Regions from separate parts of the Mus musculus genome. Here region 1 is linked to region 2. The links are chromatin loops, found by intact Hi-C in ENCODE. Cell type or tissue: heart. All regions are shown on one strand. Each heading gives the region's core, and the rest is flanking DNA. Links, peaks and the distances in the headings are about the cores only.

Region 1 (8,341 bases), core at 98-8,097, 510 kb before region 2:
TCTGGTGCCTTCTTAATCTTTGTTATTTTTCCAGCTTCAGTTAGTCAGCATTGATTGTCCCAGGAAAGGAACAGTTTTACTTTAGTAGTTGTTACTTTAAAATGTCAATGGTTGAGGCATGCGGGCCAGCGGGTGCCACTACAATGGACGGATATGCAATGGAGAGGTGGGAAAGACAGAAGAGTGGAGCAGTGCTTGCACCATGGAGAGAGGCAGGATGGGTGATGGGTATGAGACAGGTCATTTTTCAGTGTGGTCAGAGGGGTGGTGCACGGCAGCACACAGACGTGGACTTAGTCCCTGAACGCCCTGGGTCTGGGTGATGACAGAGGCTGAGATGAGGAATGGTTTTCTCTCTGGATTGGAATTCCTTGAAGGAATTCCCATGTTACCACCTAGTGCCATGCAGATGCAATGGTATATGGTGCAACCCGAACCCATATTGATATCTGTGAGCCCTGCTGTTGCCAGGGTAGAGCAGATATACTGATGTGACTAGACTGTGCTGCCACCTGACGCCAGGGTGATGACAAGAGTCCAGGCTGCTTCCAAGGTCCTTATCTGGGTCTATGGTCCTATTACAGCTGGCCCTGTTCATGGTCTGTATTCTCACCAGAAACCACGAGGAAGCCCATGATCCAAGTTCCAGCTGACTGTAAAGAGCAAGGAAGCTACTTAGGCAGTGACATTGACGACTGCAACTGCACAATTGAGAAAGAGGGACGTGGAGAATTCTGTAATAACCCCCACTTCCCTACCCCACCCTCCACCCTGCAAAAAAGTAACAGCCTAAAAGAGAAGCCATCAAAGAGAAGTCTTAAAAATTGTGATAGGGATGCCGAAGTGTAGCTCCCACAACTGATGGCTTCCGGCAGGGGTAAAGGGTGGAGAAGGACTTAGCTTTCTTTAGAGTGCAGGCTACTGGGAGTTTGATCATGCTCCAATGTGTATATAGGCAACTTGATTTTGTTGTTGTTGTTGTTTTGTTGGGGGTGGGACACAAGGGTTTAGGGGGGCATACATGGAAGGACTGGGAAGTGAGTGTGATTGGGGTGTATAAGGTGAAATTCCCAAAGAATCAATAAAAATATCTTGAAAAAAAAATCAGTGATAGTCCTGAGAGAGTCTTTAAGAGATTCTCAAAACTTCCCTCTGCGACTTCACAAGCCTGGCCACAGTCATGTGTGTTGTTCTCAGCAATGTCTTCTAACTATCCACGGTAGTTCATTAACTTCTAAACACATACCAGCGTTTCCAGCCCCAAGTTCAAAGACTACCACAATCTTTCCAAAAGTATACGATCAAATATGTCACAAAAATATCTCATGAACTGTACCAATTACTATCTTAGTTTGGACTTTAGAGCTGTGATAAAAGGAAAACCATGACCAGAAGCAACTTGGGGGAAAGGTTGTTTATTTGATCTTTTAAATCTCAGGTCATACTCACTCTATCACTAAGGGAAGCCAGGGCAAGAACTCAACATTGGAACCTGGAAGCAGGAGCTGATACAGAGGTTGTGGAGGAATGCTGATTACTGGCTTGCCTGTCATGGTCATGGGTTGCTCAGCCTGTTTTCTTAAAGAATCCAGGACCACAAGTCATGGTGACACTGCTGATAGTGAGCTGGGTCCTCATACGTCAACCAATAACTAAGAAAATGCTATCACAAGCTTGCCCACAGTCCAATGCAGTGGAAGAATTTTCTCAACTGAGTTCCTCTTTCCAGATAATGTTAGCTTTTGTCAAGCTGACAAAGCAAAATCAACAAAACCCCAAAGGCAAAATAAAACAACAACAATTACAAAAACCCAACCAGGCTATGCATGAGAACCTGCCTGGAAAAAGTTTGATTACATGCACATATACAAATTTATTTGAACCAGAGAAATGGAGAAGATATTTGGGGAAATGGTCTGAGAGCAGACCACAGAAGAAGTTTCAATACATTCAGAATAATCTTCATTTCTGACAGTCTGTCTCTGTCTCTTGCTGTCTCTAGCAGTCTGTCTGTCTGTCTGTCTGTCTGTCTGTCTCTGTTTCTGTCTCTCTTTCTCCCCACCCCTGACACACAATAAAATTAGTACTCAACAACAAAGAGACGGTTTAAGCTTTAGCTTGGAAACTAAAAGGGATACTTCTAAATTACCCAGGGGTTAGAGAAAAAAATCACAACAGAAGTGAACAAAAAACATGTGTAGAAAATTATGAAAGCATTGCACACCAGGCTTGTCTGGTGCTGTCTCCTTCCCTCCTGATGGAGTAATTTATAGTCCAGAATGGAGTTATTAGGGAATTTAGAACAGCTGCATCTAACCCACAGCCCAAGCAATCAACTCAACAATCTTAAAGAGAAAAGGAAACTAGGAAGAATAAAATAATAAAGATAATGAGGACAACAGGCCCAGAACAAAACAAATAACAGCATACAAACCATGAAAGAAACACAGCAACAAAAGCAGCAGTGAGATGCTCCCAAGGCCGTGTCTTAACAAACCTCCATAAGATGGTCCAGAAGAGGAGCTGGAAGATATAACTGAACTATACTCAGAAGAAGAAAGCCTACGGGGAGACTAGATATGTCCCAGCTGCTATCAATGTCACATGCTAATCAGTCTGTAAACCTGGACAGTGTCCCTTAGGTTCTACTTGGACTCCCCTGGCTCCCGGCATAGGACTCTGGGCATGTACCATAGAGATGTGAAGAGGTTGCAGAGCTGACTTCACAGTCTGGACAAGAGCAGTTTTTTGTTTTGTTTTGTTTTGTTTTTGTTTTTGTTTTTTTATCTTGGGACCTCTTGCTCAATCATAAGAAAAGGGATTCAACCAAGTAGAATTTGTTTCCATGTGAACCACAAAGCCAGGGAGTGTGATTAGGAAAAGGTGAGACCAGGAAATCAGAGAGGAACAATGGTCAGATTGCAAAGCAAGAGATCAGTAGATAAAAAGGGTGGGGGTGGGAAGTCGTCGCTGGGGGACGATACCTGCCAAGGTAACAAGTCAGTATAAGTGCCATTGATCACTTTTATGACTGTGTGGCTCCCAGTCAATTATCTAACCATCCTGCCCCAAGAGGCATTGTAGTGTGACTGCTGTATCACATGTTTGTCAGTAGGTGGCAGAGAGGAGAGCGGCTGTGTCTATACTCAGTATTCTGACCTACAAACATCTGAATGAATAATAGCCTAACATTCCCCCAAAAAAGCTAGCCTGAGACAACCACCAGTCTGATGTCAGGGATCCTAGATAGGGAGCTAGCCTGAGGTGACTACTAGTCAGGTGCCAGGTAGGCCCAGATGGGCTTCCAGGATGGGGAGTTAGCCAGGAACTAGAAGAATCCTACCTGGGACCGTGGATCCTGGGCAGAAGTGAGCCTGAGATAGATGACCCTGGCAGGGGGGCGGGGCATTCATGCAGACTGCGCAAGGAGGGAGCCAGAGATGACCACCAGCCCGGCACCATGGGGCCTGGACAGAGAGCTAGGCTGAGATGATCACCAGTCCAGCACCATGTAGGCCCGAGGGCACAGACCATGGATAAAATAACCCCTGCCCCAAACCATAATGCATGAGCAGAGCATAGCCCTCCTGAGACCACTCCTAAGTTCACCCCAGACACTCATAGACCCCAGGTACCACTAGAAGGAACAAGTAAGTGGTGAGAGATGGAGGAGAAAGAGAAACAGAAGGATGTGCGCACAGTGATGAGAGGCAGGACTGGAGACTCGAGGGTAGGCGGTGGTATGAGTAGCCTGATGTGAGTAGCTGGTGATGCTATCTGGGACCATGGTGGGATCCTGGCCTGTGCTGCCACCAGGGGCTATGCCAGGGTCTGTGGTCCTGCAGCAACAAGGATCTGTTACCACCAAAAGCCAGGCAGACATCCCTGGTCTGGGTTGCCGTCTTGGGACATGTTGATGTCTGAAAGCTGTGCAGAACAGGGCCCACTCTTCACCTGAACAACATGGGAGAGCTGGCCCTGGCCATAATACCCAAACAATATACTTGCCTAAACAAGTTAACCCTGAAATCATTTACAAATGAGTAGCACTAAATGGACTGAATAGTGTGGTGTGTGTGTGTGTGTGTGTGTGTGTGTGTGTGTGTATAAAACAATGTGAAAGAAGCCACATTTCCAGAAGGAACAAGAGAAGGTATATGGGAGGTGTTGGAGGGAGGAAAGAAAAGGGGGGGGGGAATGATATAATTAAATTTTAGTTAAAAACACAGAATAATTAAAAAAAAAGACATATCCTGGTACCAGGGAGTGTACCAGTGAGGGGATTTTCATTCATTCTCAATTTCCCCTGCTGTGTGGCACCAGCACCATGTGCATGTCTGTCTGTGTCTATATAGGGCATGTGTGTATCTATCTGTATGTTTAAATCCTGCAAGCCATTAAATGCAGAGCAGTGGCTCAGCACAAATTCACTCCAAGGCCATGCTCATTAGCATCTGTCTACTATGTTTATCAGCATCCATCTATTCTCTAAACAAGAATCTAGTGGAAGAATATTTACCTAATGTGGCTAATTAGCAAGGAGCTTTCTGTGCTTGGATAGCTGCTGGGAATGAAGCATATCTATATCCTCCAACCACCAGCACTGGGGAGCCGGCTGGCCTTGGCTGCTTTAAAAGCTTCAAAGGACACAGCTGCTGAGTGTAATTTCTCCGTAACTCTGCTTCCTGCGCAAACAGCCCCCTTGGAAGACTCAGAGACCTCCAGCTCTGATAAGTCTTAATAAAATGTGATACAGAAAGTCAATACCCTGTTGAGTGAGGCCTCTCTTCCTCTTTTTGTTAAAATAACTTCTTTTTAAAAAGAAACAAGTCAATTCTTAGAAAGCCGGGTTGATAAGTCAGCATTTCTGCACTGATTGCTCTGCACGGCTTCATCTCCATCCAGGTGGACTCACGTGACACCTGAAGCTCTTCTGAACCAACCCCTCTGCCCCCTGACAGGCCTCTCTCCCTCTTTGGCAATGGTAGGACTGAATGAGTTGACTTTCCAACCATTCAGGGACACTTGATAAGAGTCAGGTTCAATGGTAGGCATGCATATATCCACTGGATGGTAAGCTATGTGCTTAGTCCTCAGGGGGCAGGAGAAGGTAAGTGAACAGGAAGTCAGGAGAATATGATGTGTGTTCTGATTGGTGGATGTGTGTGGTGCTTTAAAGGTGGAGGACCTATGACCATGAAGTAAACTCAGTGAAGAATCCATGGGTCAAGAGATATTTCAGCTGAGTCTGGAAGGAAAGGTGAAGTTCTTCTGATGAGCAAAATAGAGAGGAACGTGCATGCAGAAGGGACACTGTGGTATAAGGTAGAGAGGAACGTGCATGCAGAAGGGACACTGTGGTATAACATAGAGAGGAACGTGCATGCAGAAGGGACACTGTGGTATAAGGTAGAGAGAAACGTGCATACAGACGGGACACTGTAGTATAAGGTAGAGAGGAACGTGCATACAGAAGGGACACTATGGTATAAGGTAGAGAGGAACGTGCATACAGAAGGGACACTGTAGTATAAGGTAGAGAGGAACGTGCATGCAGAAGGGACACTGTAGTATAAGGTAGAGAGGAACGTGCATGCAGAAGGGACACTGTGGTATAAGGTAGAGAGGAACGTGCATGCAGAAGGGACACTGTGGTATAAGGTAGAGAGAAACGTGCATACAGACGGGACACTGTAGTATAAGGTAGAGAGGAACGTGCATGCAGAAGGGACACTGTAGTATAAGGTAGAGAGGAACGTGCATACAGAAGGGACACTGTAGTATAAGGTAGAGAGGAACGTGCATACAGAAGGGACACTATGGTATAAGGTAGAGAGGAACGTGCATACAGACGGGACACTGTAGTATAAGGTAGAGAGGAACGTGCATACAGAAGGGACACTGTGGTATAAGGTAGAGAGAAACGTGCATACAGACGGGACACTGTAGTATAAGGTAGAGAGGAACGTGCATACAGAAGGGACACTGTAGTATAAGGTAGAGAGGAACGTGCATACAGAAGGGACACTGTAGTATAAGGTAGAGAGGAACGTGCATACAGAAGGGACACTGTAGTATAAGGTAGAGAGGAACGTGCATGCAGAAGGGACACTGTGGTATAAGGTAGAGAGAAACGTGCATGCAGAAGGGACACTGTGGTATAAGGTAGAGAGGAACGTGCATGCAGAAGGGACACTGTGGTATAAGGTAGAGAGGAACGTGCATGCAGAAGGGACACTGTAGTATAAGGTAGGTTCTTTTTTTTCTTTTCTAGAGCTGAGGATCGAACGCAGGGCCTTGCACTTGCTAGGCAAGCGCTCTACCACTGAGCTAAATCCCCAACCCCATAAGGTAGATTCTAAGGACCTTCGCATATTTGATAAACTTCTGGGGGTTGGGGGAGCACAGACACATCACCCCTGCTTGGCAAAGAGTAAACATGTAAAACCTGCTCACTGGCAGAATGGTTAGCTTGTCACTAGAGCCACCAATTGGCAGGCTCTTTGGTAGAATCTGCTGATGGGAAGCATTTTTACAAGTGTGGACATCTTTGGCAACACCATTGTCTTCTCCTCTACCCCCATCACCACGATCTTCACTTTCTACGTCATCATCCTCATTACTATTATCTGCTCCTTTATCATCATCTCCCAATTGATACTATCACTATCACTATCACTACCATCACTCTGTCATGACCCACCATCTCCCATCACCAAAATCTCCCATTGCAACTATCATCACTCTCACTCCCATCAGGACCATCTCTCCATCGGATCCATTTCCTTGCATTAGAACCATCTCTCCATCACCACTATTACCCATCTTTACCACCCGATGGGTAGATCTCTCTTCTGAATAGAAAACATTTTCTCCTTAAAGGAGACTTTTTAGACCCAGGCGATGAGCAATACTCACAAGGATCCTCCAAAAGATTACAAAAGCAGTAACAATTGCTGAGAATAAGAGACTCTCCAAATAGCCTAGCTGCCTGCACCTATGCACAATCAGGCATTCAGTCTTTATGAGTTGTCATCCATGCTGGAGCAGATATTTAATGATGCAGCTGCCTTTGAGTCACTCATGCTCCCGTGTAAACCCTCACTCATATTTCTGTAAATAACATCAACAAACTCGCCACATCACTAAGCTAGATTTGAGTGAAACTGTTTCTGTGGTCTGTCATGAGTGCCTTGAGTAAACAGGCAATTGTTCATATCTCTCCAGGAAGAGTCTCACGTCACCGCCACCATCTACTGCATCATCATCTTCATCAGCACCATCATCACCATCATCTCCTGGGCAGGTAGGTCCATAGCTCTTCCCTTTCCTTGTTCTTGCTGCCTCACCAAGGAGAAAGGTCTCACTAGGTATGAAGTGAGGTTAAATGGTTGAGTGTAAGTACCTTGGTCTCTCTGGCCACAGTTTCTTTGCTGTCTAGCCTGACAATGCCTGAAGGCTGTTCTCCCCCCTTCCCAAACTCCCCTTGTAATATCCTCACTTGGATTGCCATGTGTTACAATCTTCAATTGTGTTAGAAAACCAAATTTTAGTCAAAATTTCAAGTCCATCTTTCTACCACATCTCATAGGGGGTGAAGCTATTTTTTTTATATGTTTCCCATTTATTTCTCAATTTCTTCAGAGCCCAGAGGAGTGTATACATGACATACCACTTAATGTACATGAAATTTCTATAAATTTTCTGGAATTGTCAACCACTGTGTTTATTGCTCATGGGTCACTTGCAGCCACCCAAGAACTCTACTAACCTTGTCTGGACTCCTTATTATGACTGAAAGCTGGTTGTGATGAACCCACTACACCAGAAATATAAGCAGACACAATTGTGTCTTCTCCCAATCTCAGAATTTATTGAATGACAATAAATTCATCAGCTACTTTAGTTTTGTTTTCTAATTTGCTGAGTAGTGTCTATTTTTCTTACTAGCTGATTGAGGCAAACACAAGCTCTTTTACTTTAGTCTAAAATATGAATATTAATTCAAATCACACATTGCATAGCCCATAGGTTACAGCAAGGTTAAGTTAAAGAGGCTGCAGGAAAGTTCAGAGTTCTGATGAGGCCTACAAGGAGAGCTGAGAGGGGTGCAGAGGGGAGCTACAGGAATTGGAAAATGAACATGCTGGAGGTCTTTTGGGGGTATATTTACAGAGTCAGGACCAAGGCACAGAACTAAGATAAGCCATGTGGTGGAGTTCAGCTGCTGAAGTAGGTTGGGTATGGCTGTAGAGGCTATAGAGATGAAGGGCTGGATCAGGTCAAGGGGAATGAAAGGGTCAACAGTTGAGTGGAAATTTAAGTAGGTCACATCAACAGT
Region 2 (8,341 bases), core at 320-8,319:
CCAGCTTCTGGCTATTATAAATAAGGCTGCTATGAACATAGTGGAGCATGTGTCCTTCTTACTGGTTGGGACATCTTCTGGATATATGCCCAGGAGAGGTATTGCTGGATCCTCCGGTAGTACTATGTGCAATTTTCTGAGGAACCGCCAGACTGATTTCCAGAGTATAACCCAATTTTAAAACAGAGAATAAAACTAAACAAAGAGTTCCCAAAAGATGAAGTATAAATTTCTGAGAAACATTTTTTAAAATGTTCAACATCTTTAGCCATCAGAGAAATGCAAACTACTTTATCAGAGAAATTAAAACTACTTCCCCAAGATAGAATGGCCAAAATCAAAAGACCAAATGACAGCATATCCTGGTGTGAATGTGGGGGAAGGGGGGAACTCATTCACCACTGGTGTGAGTGCACACTGGTGTAGCAACTTTGGAAATCAATGTTGAGTGTTTGCTTATTTGTTTGTTTGTTTCAAGCTAACGATAGATCTGCCCTATAATCCAGCTATACCACTCTTGGGCATTCCAAAGACTACTATATCCTACTCTAGAGGTTCCAGAAATACCTACTCATCTATGCTTATTGCTGTTCTATTTATAATAGCTAAGAAATGGAAACAGCTTAGAGATGTCTATCTTAGAATTTCTGTTGCAGTGATAAAAACACCATTATCAGCTCTCAGCCAAGGTCAAGAGCTGGCTCCTTTCCAAATACAGGCAACCAGAAAAAAAAAAACTGAGTTCCACTGCTATATTGAGATATTCATGGCCCTCTCCATTGATCCTGTCTTCCAGAATGATTTAAAAAAATGGGAGTATCCTATACACAATCACAAACTCAGCTCAGTTCCTTAAATTTGGTACAGAAATATGGACAGAAAAACCTCTCCAATTTCATCAAGTATGTGGCTGGCCAAGATATAGTCCCCATGGACCCGTTCAAGGCTAGTAACTTATTCAAGAATAGGAACATGATACAGGTAGCAATTCAAAGGAATTCAGTATAGCAGGGAGATTTGGATCGTCTGCAGAGATAAGCAATATCAAAATATCAATGTCACAACTATGAAGGTCTGCTAGTCTGTCATCACACTACAAGTGAGCACCAACAAATGTGCCAGGAAGCCTGGTATGACAGCTTTGATATCAGGCAACATTTCTGGGACCCTAAGAACCACATCCTGCCACTCACATAACACTACATCATCAGCCTCCAGATGGGCATCAACAAGTTACCAGCCAGGAAGGCAACCTCCTCTCTAAAAACTAGCCTTTATGGTACCAGAAGATACCATGCCATGCAAGCTTCTAAGGGAAGAAAGCAACCAAGAATCCTACCCAACTATAATGCCTATGAACCTTAGCAATGACCAGAATGGCATGATAACCCTAAGGATGTAGTAGTGGCACAAACACCTTAGTGGTAACCAAGAGCTCAATAACAAAGACTGGCTCAACAAAGGATTTATTCCTAGTCCTGGAAACGCCCATGCTGCCAACAGCCAGAGCTAATGGAAACCATGGATTTTGGAAGAGAATGTCCAACTGCCACTTTACAAAACCAGCATAATCCCTAACTACATTTTAAATATTTGTCCTTATAAGTATAGTCCCCACTCCTCATCAAGAAAATTCTTTGCAGCAAATGAGGACCATTATAGAAAAACCACAATAAATCAAAATACAGAGTTGTGGAACACAGTCCCAACTGATAACATCCACAACACAACATTTTCAGAAATGAAACACAATTATTTGTGTCAACCCTAGCTGAAAACAAAACAAACAAAATTTTGCAAACCAGAGGTTGTGGAGGATTTCATAGTGGTAGCTATCTAAGCTGTGAAAGCCTGGGAATGGCTCACAGATCCACTTTTATAGCATGCACAAGTCCTAAGGAGCCATGCCCAGAAACAAAGAAGAGAAACCAGAACACTAACTTTTGACAAAGGCCACAGACACATTGTTTTAAAAGCAGTTCTGCAAAAACAGTTGCTCAGCAACTATCCAGTCAACTCTTTACAGACACAATCCCTGTTACTACTTATGGTGGCCAGTACTACTGTTTTTAAATATGTGATATAAGCCTTCTCCAGCTTCCTCTAAAATTCTTCTTGCCTCACTCCTCCATGGTTTACTATGGCACATGCCTTCCTTCTGTCCCCCGATCTTTCCAGATAAATATTCTGTTTGGAACATATTTCTGGTTTTTAATTTAGACTGGCACTGCCTAAATTCACAGAGATTAAAACCATAAGACACCGTGAGTCCCAATATCTTCCTTCGCTTTACACTAAAGAGGAGCCTAGAACAAAGAGAAAGGAAGGCATGGGGAAGGTGGGTGGGAGGTTTGTTAAAAACAAACAAAACCCTTCCAATTTACATAGTTCAGTGAGTTCACTGTTTCGCCTAAGCCTGAAAATATACCAGTATCAGGAAATGAAGTGTCAAATTGTTGGGATTGTGTTGTTGTACTTCTGTTGCTAACCACACATGGAAATGGTTTCCCACATCACCCATCCTGCAAGGAGGTTGATTTGGGCTTTATGTTAGGAAGTATACAGACATGGGAAGAACTTGTTCACTCTCTGAGGGGTGGAGGCCAGAAAGACCATGTCTCCTAGAGGTGGAGGTGGCTGGAAAATCTTAGCCCTGAGGAATGATCCCACTGGTGACAGCTAGGGATTAGTCCAGCTTCAGAGATGGCCTCCAAGAGCAGGGGCAGCTGAGAACACAGGAAACTGCAGCCAGTATGAGTGACTTTCTCCTGTATCTACCGTCCTTTCTGCCTAATCCTTCAAGAGAATCCTGTTCCATCATATCTCATATTCTGGTCTCAGCTATGCTCCTGGAAACAACATTTTAGGGGTGCTCAGGTGAAGAACAGCAATGTTACAATTGGTGGCTTAGAAATGGACAACAGCTCTAGGAATCTTGGGAAAATAAAGATGGGCATAGTGTCCAACAAGACAGGCTGTCCAAGTAGCCAGTGGGAAGACTTAGAACTGACTCCAGACTCCCCACTGGACAATTTATGAACATTCTTAGAAATAACTGAGAGGAAGGGACATATGAAAAGGCTGGTGCTATAAGTTGCCAGGGTAGGGATTCAAGTCATTATAATTTGAATAGAGAAAGCAAGCATCCTTTCTTATATGTGGATTATCCATTAATTTCCGGTTGAAACAAGCAAGAAACAAGAAATCATTTTTAAAAATGTACTTCTAAAAGGCTCTTCTGAGAGAGAGAGAGAGAGAGAGAGAGAGAGAGAGAGAGAGAGAGAGAGAGAGAAAGCAGAGATTCAAGGCAACAGAAGTGGGTGACTTTCAAACTTCTGGTCTCAGAAGAGAGACAGCCAAAGGGGCTTTAGAGTATAAGAATTCAATAAACAGAAAGTACTTGAGTGTCATCTAGTGGCCGTATTTGATATCTGCTTAGAAGGATAAAAAAAATTGTAAAAGAAAGAAAACTCTCTCCAGATCTGAAAGCATCTCTGTGTTGATGTTGTGTGCACTGTCTCAGGCACAGAGATGGAGATGAGCCAGAGGAACACATGACATGACCAACAAACAGGCTAGGTCTTACATTCCAAGAGCTTCCATGATATTTTAAGGTAGAAGTCATGCAGAAAAAAATAAAATGAGGTAAAGTTCTAGAAGTGTTGTTTCATAAGAGGGATGTACCAAGCAAGCCTTTGACTACTCTTTATTTCTAAAGAGTGTCAAAGCCAGTGCATGGTCTCTGAATTGAGCATGGTCTCTTGGTGTGTTCAAGGATTAAGGTGACCAAGAGGATCAAGGCACAGGGAGGAAAGTGAGGTAGAGTGTATTGCCAAAGAGCTAGTGGAGGTGGGGTGGGGGTAGATCATGTCCCATGGCTGGTGAGCCTCTATGGTGATTTCAATAATCTGTAGACAGATGGTTTAGACTAGGGTGAGATGAACTGACTATAAGATTAAGTGAAGACTGTGTGCATCAGCAGGGAGAGTTATAGAGCTAGACCACTGATTTCTTTGAGCACAGTGAGAAGGATCATGTTCCAAGTCTATTTAAAAGACTGTGTGGTCAAACAGGGAAGTGGCTCAGCAGGTGAGAGCATTTGCAGCACATGCCTAATGACCTGAATTCAATCTCTAGAACCCACATTAAAAGCTGGGGAGTGCAGCATGCATTTTTAATACTCCCAGTACTCCTATGGTGAGACGGAAAGTGGAGACTCCAGTAAGGTAGAATGTGAGAAATAGCTATTGAATGTTGTCCTCTAACCTCCACAGGCACAGTGGCATCCATACATCCACTGACTCAACCAACCAACCAATCAGCCAACTAGCTGTCCAACCACCCAACCAACCAGCCAACTAGCCATTCAACCAGCCAACCAACCAGCCAACTAGCCATTCAACCAGCCAACCAACCATCTGACCAGCCAGCCAACCATCCAGCCAACCATCCAACCAGCCAGCCAGCCAGCCAGCCAGCCAGCCAGCCAGCCAGCCAGCCAGCCAGCCAACCAGCCAACCAATGAATTTAAAAGTTAAGAAGTATAGTGGGGTTGTGTGATAAATGCTTCCCAGACAAGCACAAGGACCTGAGTTCCATTCCTAGCACCCAAATAAAAAGCACGAGGAATCTAGAGACAGGAGGATCCTTTGAGTTCACTGGCCAGCCAACTTAGCTTAATCACTAAGTCCACTAAAGGAGTCCCACATGAAGACCCAGCTATGCAACTGTTACATATATGCAGAGGGCCTAGCTCTATCCCATGCATGATCTCTGGTTGATGGTTTGGTTTCTATGAGCCACTATGGGCTCAAATTAGTTGATTTTATAAGTTTTCTTGTTTGTCCTTGACCCTTATAGCTCCCTCAATCTTTCCTCCCTCTTTTTCACAGAATTACCCAAGCTTAATGTTTGGCTATAGGGCTCTGCATCTGTTCCCATCAGTTGCTGGGTGAAATCTCTCAGATGACAGTTAAAATCATTAATAGTGTCAGGGGTGGTATCTCTTTCATGGTACAGGTCTCAAGTTGGGCCAGTCATTTGTTGGCCTACCCCTCAAATTCTGCTTCATCTTTTACACCTGCACATTTGTAGGCAGGACAAATTGTGGATCTAAGGATTTGTGGCTGGGTTTGGTGTCCCAGTCTCTCCACTGAAAGTCTTGCCTGGTTACAAGAGATGGCATGTTCAGGCTTCAAACCCTTATTGTTAAGAGTCTTAGCTAGGGTCATCCTCATAGATTCCTGGGAGTTTCCATTATCTGAGGTTTCTAGCTCATCCTAAACAAGCCCCCCCCCAATTCCAGTTGTCTCTCCCACTACCCTCTCTCTCCACCTCCTTCTCACCTCATCTCTCCTGTTCCCCTCCCCAACTCCTCCTGCAGCCAGTTCCCTCCCTCCATCTACCCCCAGTGTCTAGTCTAATCTATTTCCCCTTCACCATGAGACTCAAGTGAGTCAGGTGGTCCTTTCTTGTTAATCAGCTTCTTGGGTCTGTGGTTTGTACAAAACTTATCCTTTACTTTACAGCTAATAGCTACTTATAAGTGAATACATACCATGTTTGTTTTTCTAGGTCTGGGTTACCTTACTCAGGACTATCTTTTTCTAGTTCCACCTATTTGCCTGCCTATTTCATGATGTCCTTGGTTTTAATAGCTGAGTAGTAGTCCATTGTGTAAATGTACCACATTTTCTTTATCCATTCATTGGTTGAGGGACATGAAGGCTGTTTCCAGTTTCTGGGTATTATGAAGAAAGCTGCTGTGAACATAGTTGAGCAAGTGTTCTTGAGGTATGGTAGAGAGTTTTAGGACTATATACCCAGGAGTGGTAAAGCTGGGTCTTGAGGTAGAACTACTTCCAATTTTCTGAAAAAAAAAAGTTAAATTTATTTCCAAAGTGATGGTACACATTTGTATTCCCACCAGCAATAAAGCAGCACCCCCTTGTTACCTCTTGAGTTTTTATCTTACCAATTCTGATGGGTGTAAGATGAGTCGCAGAGTCATTTTGATTTGTATTTTCCTGATGATTAAGGATGTTGAAATTTTCCTTAAGTGCTTCTCAGCCATTAGAAACTCCTCTGTTGAGAATTCAAATCTTTGCCATACTTTTAATTGGGTTATTTTGGTTTGTTGAGGTGTGATTTTTTTTTTTTTTAGTTCTTTATATATCTCGATATTAGCCCTCTTTCAGATAAAGAGTTGGTGAAAATATTTTCCCATTTTGTCCTTTTGATATGTCCTGTGTCTTGCAAAAGCTTTTCAACTTTATGAGGTAACATTTGTTAGTTGTTGATCTTAGTGCCTGAGTTATTAGTGTTCTTCTATTCAGGAAGTTGTCTCCTATGCCAATGCATTCAAGAATATTCCACACTTTCTCTTCTATAAAATCAGGATGACTGTTGCCTCATAAAATGAATTTGGCAGTATTCCTTGTGTTTCTATTTTGTGGCATAATTTTAGGAGTGTAGGCATAAATTTTTTGGCAACCTACTTTTAATAAATGTTCAACCTCTCCTCTTGCCCACCAGAGGTAGTGGAAGAGAAAAATTATTAGGAAACAGGGGAAGTGAACCTGTTCAGCAATAGTTCTTTTGGGGTAGCTTGATCTTCTTATAGCAGTTCAGACCTATAGCAAACACCAAATATGACTTAGCAGCTGCAGACCAGTCCTCTAGGCAGGCAGACACCAGGCACAACCCAGAACTGTAGTTCAATGCCGAAGAAACTGCCAGGCTTGCCAACCAACTGGCTGAGGCAAGGCTGAAGAAGTAGCAAGCTGCTGCAGGAACCTCATGAGAAGTTCTTGGGTTTCTCTCAATGGCAACATTGCCACAAGTTGAGTTCAACAATGCTATGTAAGGCAAACCAATACACGTGTGTTGTTAGCTAAGAATAGCGAGGCAAGCAAACCAAACCAATGCTTGTCTCCCATTGACTGTGGAGTCATACTTATACTTTTTCATCACGGGTCCTATCACATGTTTGCTTTATCAAAACATCCTTTTTCCTGTGTCTACTTTAGAAAAACATTCTTTCATGTGTCTGCTTTAGCAAGACATCCTTCACCTGTGTACCCCAGCCAAAACATCATTTGACATAACTGACTTTCCAAACAAACCAGAAGCTTCCACTTCAAAGGAGTCTTTGGTATTAGCGCTTCTTTGAAAGTCTGATAGAACTCTGCACTAAAACTGTCTTGGGTTTTTTGTTTTTGTTTGTTTGTTTTTTGATTGATTGGTTTTTAGATTTTGTTGTTGTAGTTGTCTTGTTTTGGTTTTGGTTTTGGTTGAGAGTCTTTTAATGTCTGCTTCTGTTCCTCGGGACTTATAGGTCTATTTAGATTGTTTACATGATCTTGGTTTAGTTTCGGTAATTGGTGCCTATCATGGAAAACATCCACTTTGTTTAGATTTTCCAATTTTTTGGAGTACAGGTTCTTGAAGTAAAATCTAATGATTCCTTGAATGTCCTCTGTGTCTGTTATTATGCCCCCTTTGCATTTCTGATTTTGTTAATTTGGGTATTTTTTCTTAGCCTTTTAGTTAGTTTCGCCAAAGGTTTGTCTATCTTATTGATTTTCTCAAAGAACCATCTCCGTGTTTCATTGATTCTTTGTATTGTTCTCTGTTTCTAATTTGTAAACGTGACTTTTATTTGCCAGACATATGTCTTTTCACAGCTTACTGCTGAATAAGCTCATCCCTTACAGTTCTTTCTGAACTCTGGCTATCTCATTCATCTCAGCTGTTCTGGCTCATTCCTCTCCAAGATGACATATTCAAGGCTTCTCTCAACTTCTTACTGAATTGCTTTGCTTGGCAATTCTGACTTTTATAATATGTTTTAATCTCTGGCTCCTCAGTTTCTGGCTCCTTCTATCTTCACCTGTGTTCTATCACCTGCCTTTGTAAAACTATTCTGCTAAAAGTGACACATACCACCTTTCTCTCCCGGTGCCTAAGGTAGTCTCTCTTTCCTGTGCTGTTCTTGTAACAGTAAGGTGTATCTTATCTCTGACTCATTCTGCCAAATCTTTCTCTAGTTCATCACTTTGTCTTCTCCTCAGTTAGATGTCTCTTTCAAACATGACTACTTCCTTTTACAAACCAATTTTACCTTATTCCAGCCAGAGGGATTAAAGGTGTGTACTAAGGGTGAGTCTGTATTCCGGATTACACAAACCTAGGTTTATGGATGTGATCCCTTGTGACAGTAGTCATGTTCATGGACTAAAAACTCTCTATATGATTTTATTGATTTTAGCCCTGAGTTTTATTCTTTCCTGCCATATACTCTTCTTGGGTGTGTTTGATTATTTTTGTTCTAGAGATTTCA

Evidence for each region. Peaks named below come from ENCODE experiments on the same cell type or tissue, not always from the same donor. Only the 100,000 strongest peaks of a DNase experiment are listed, where the experiment ranks them.
Region 1: a loop joins it to region 2, with 7 times the contacts of the local background. A loop is called at or near these places in 10 of 42 quality-filtered maps.

Annotation. Positions count from the first base shown.
Region 1 is chr11:71,842,928-71,851,268 of GRCm38, reverse strand. It overlaps Gm22927 (a small nucleolar RNA gene), which reads left to right and starts at 3,063; the gene lies at 3,063-3,193. In heart, for the core only: a CTCF peak has its summit at 3,101 (motif pointing right); no DNase peak of the experiment used is centred there.
Region 2 is chr11:71,332,690-71,341,030 of GRCm38, reverse strand. It overlaps the pseudogene Gm17874. Among named protein-coding and RNA genes, the nearest start is that of Gm33249, 48 kb to the left of the region's middle. In heart, for the core only: a CTCF peak has its summit at 3,417 (motif pointing left); no DNase peak of the experiment used is centred there; H3K27me3 peaks cover 351 bases.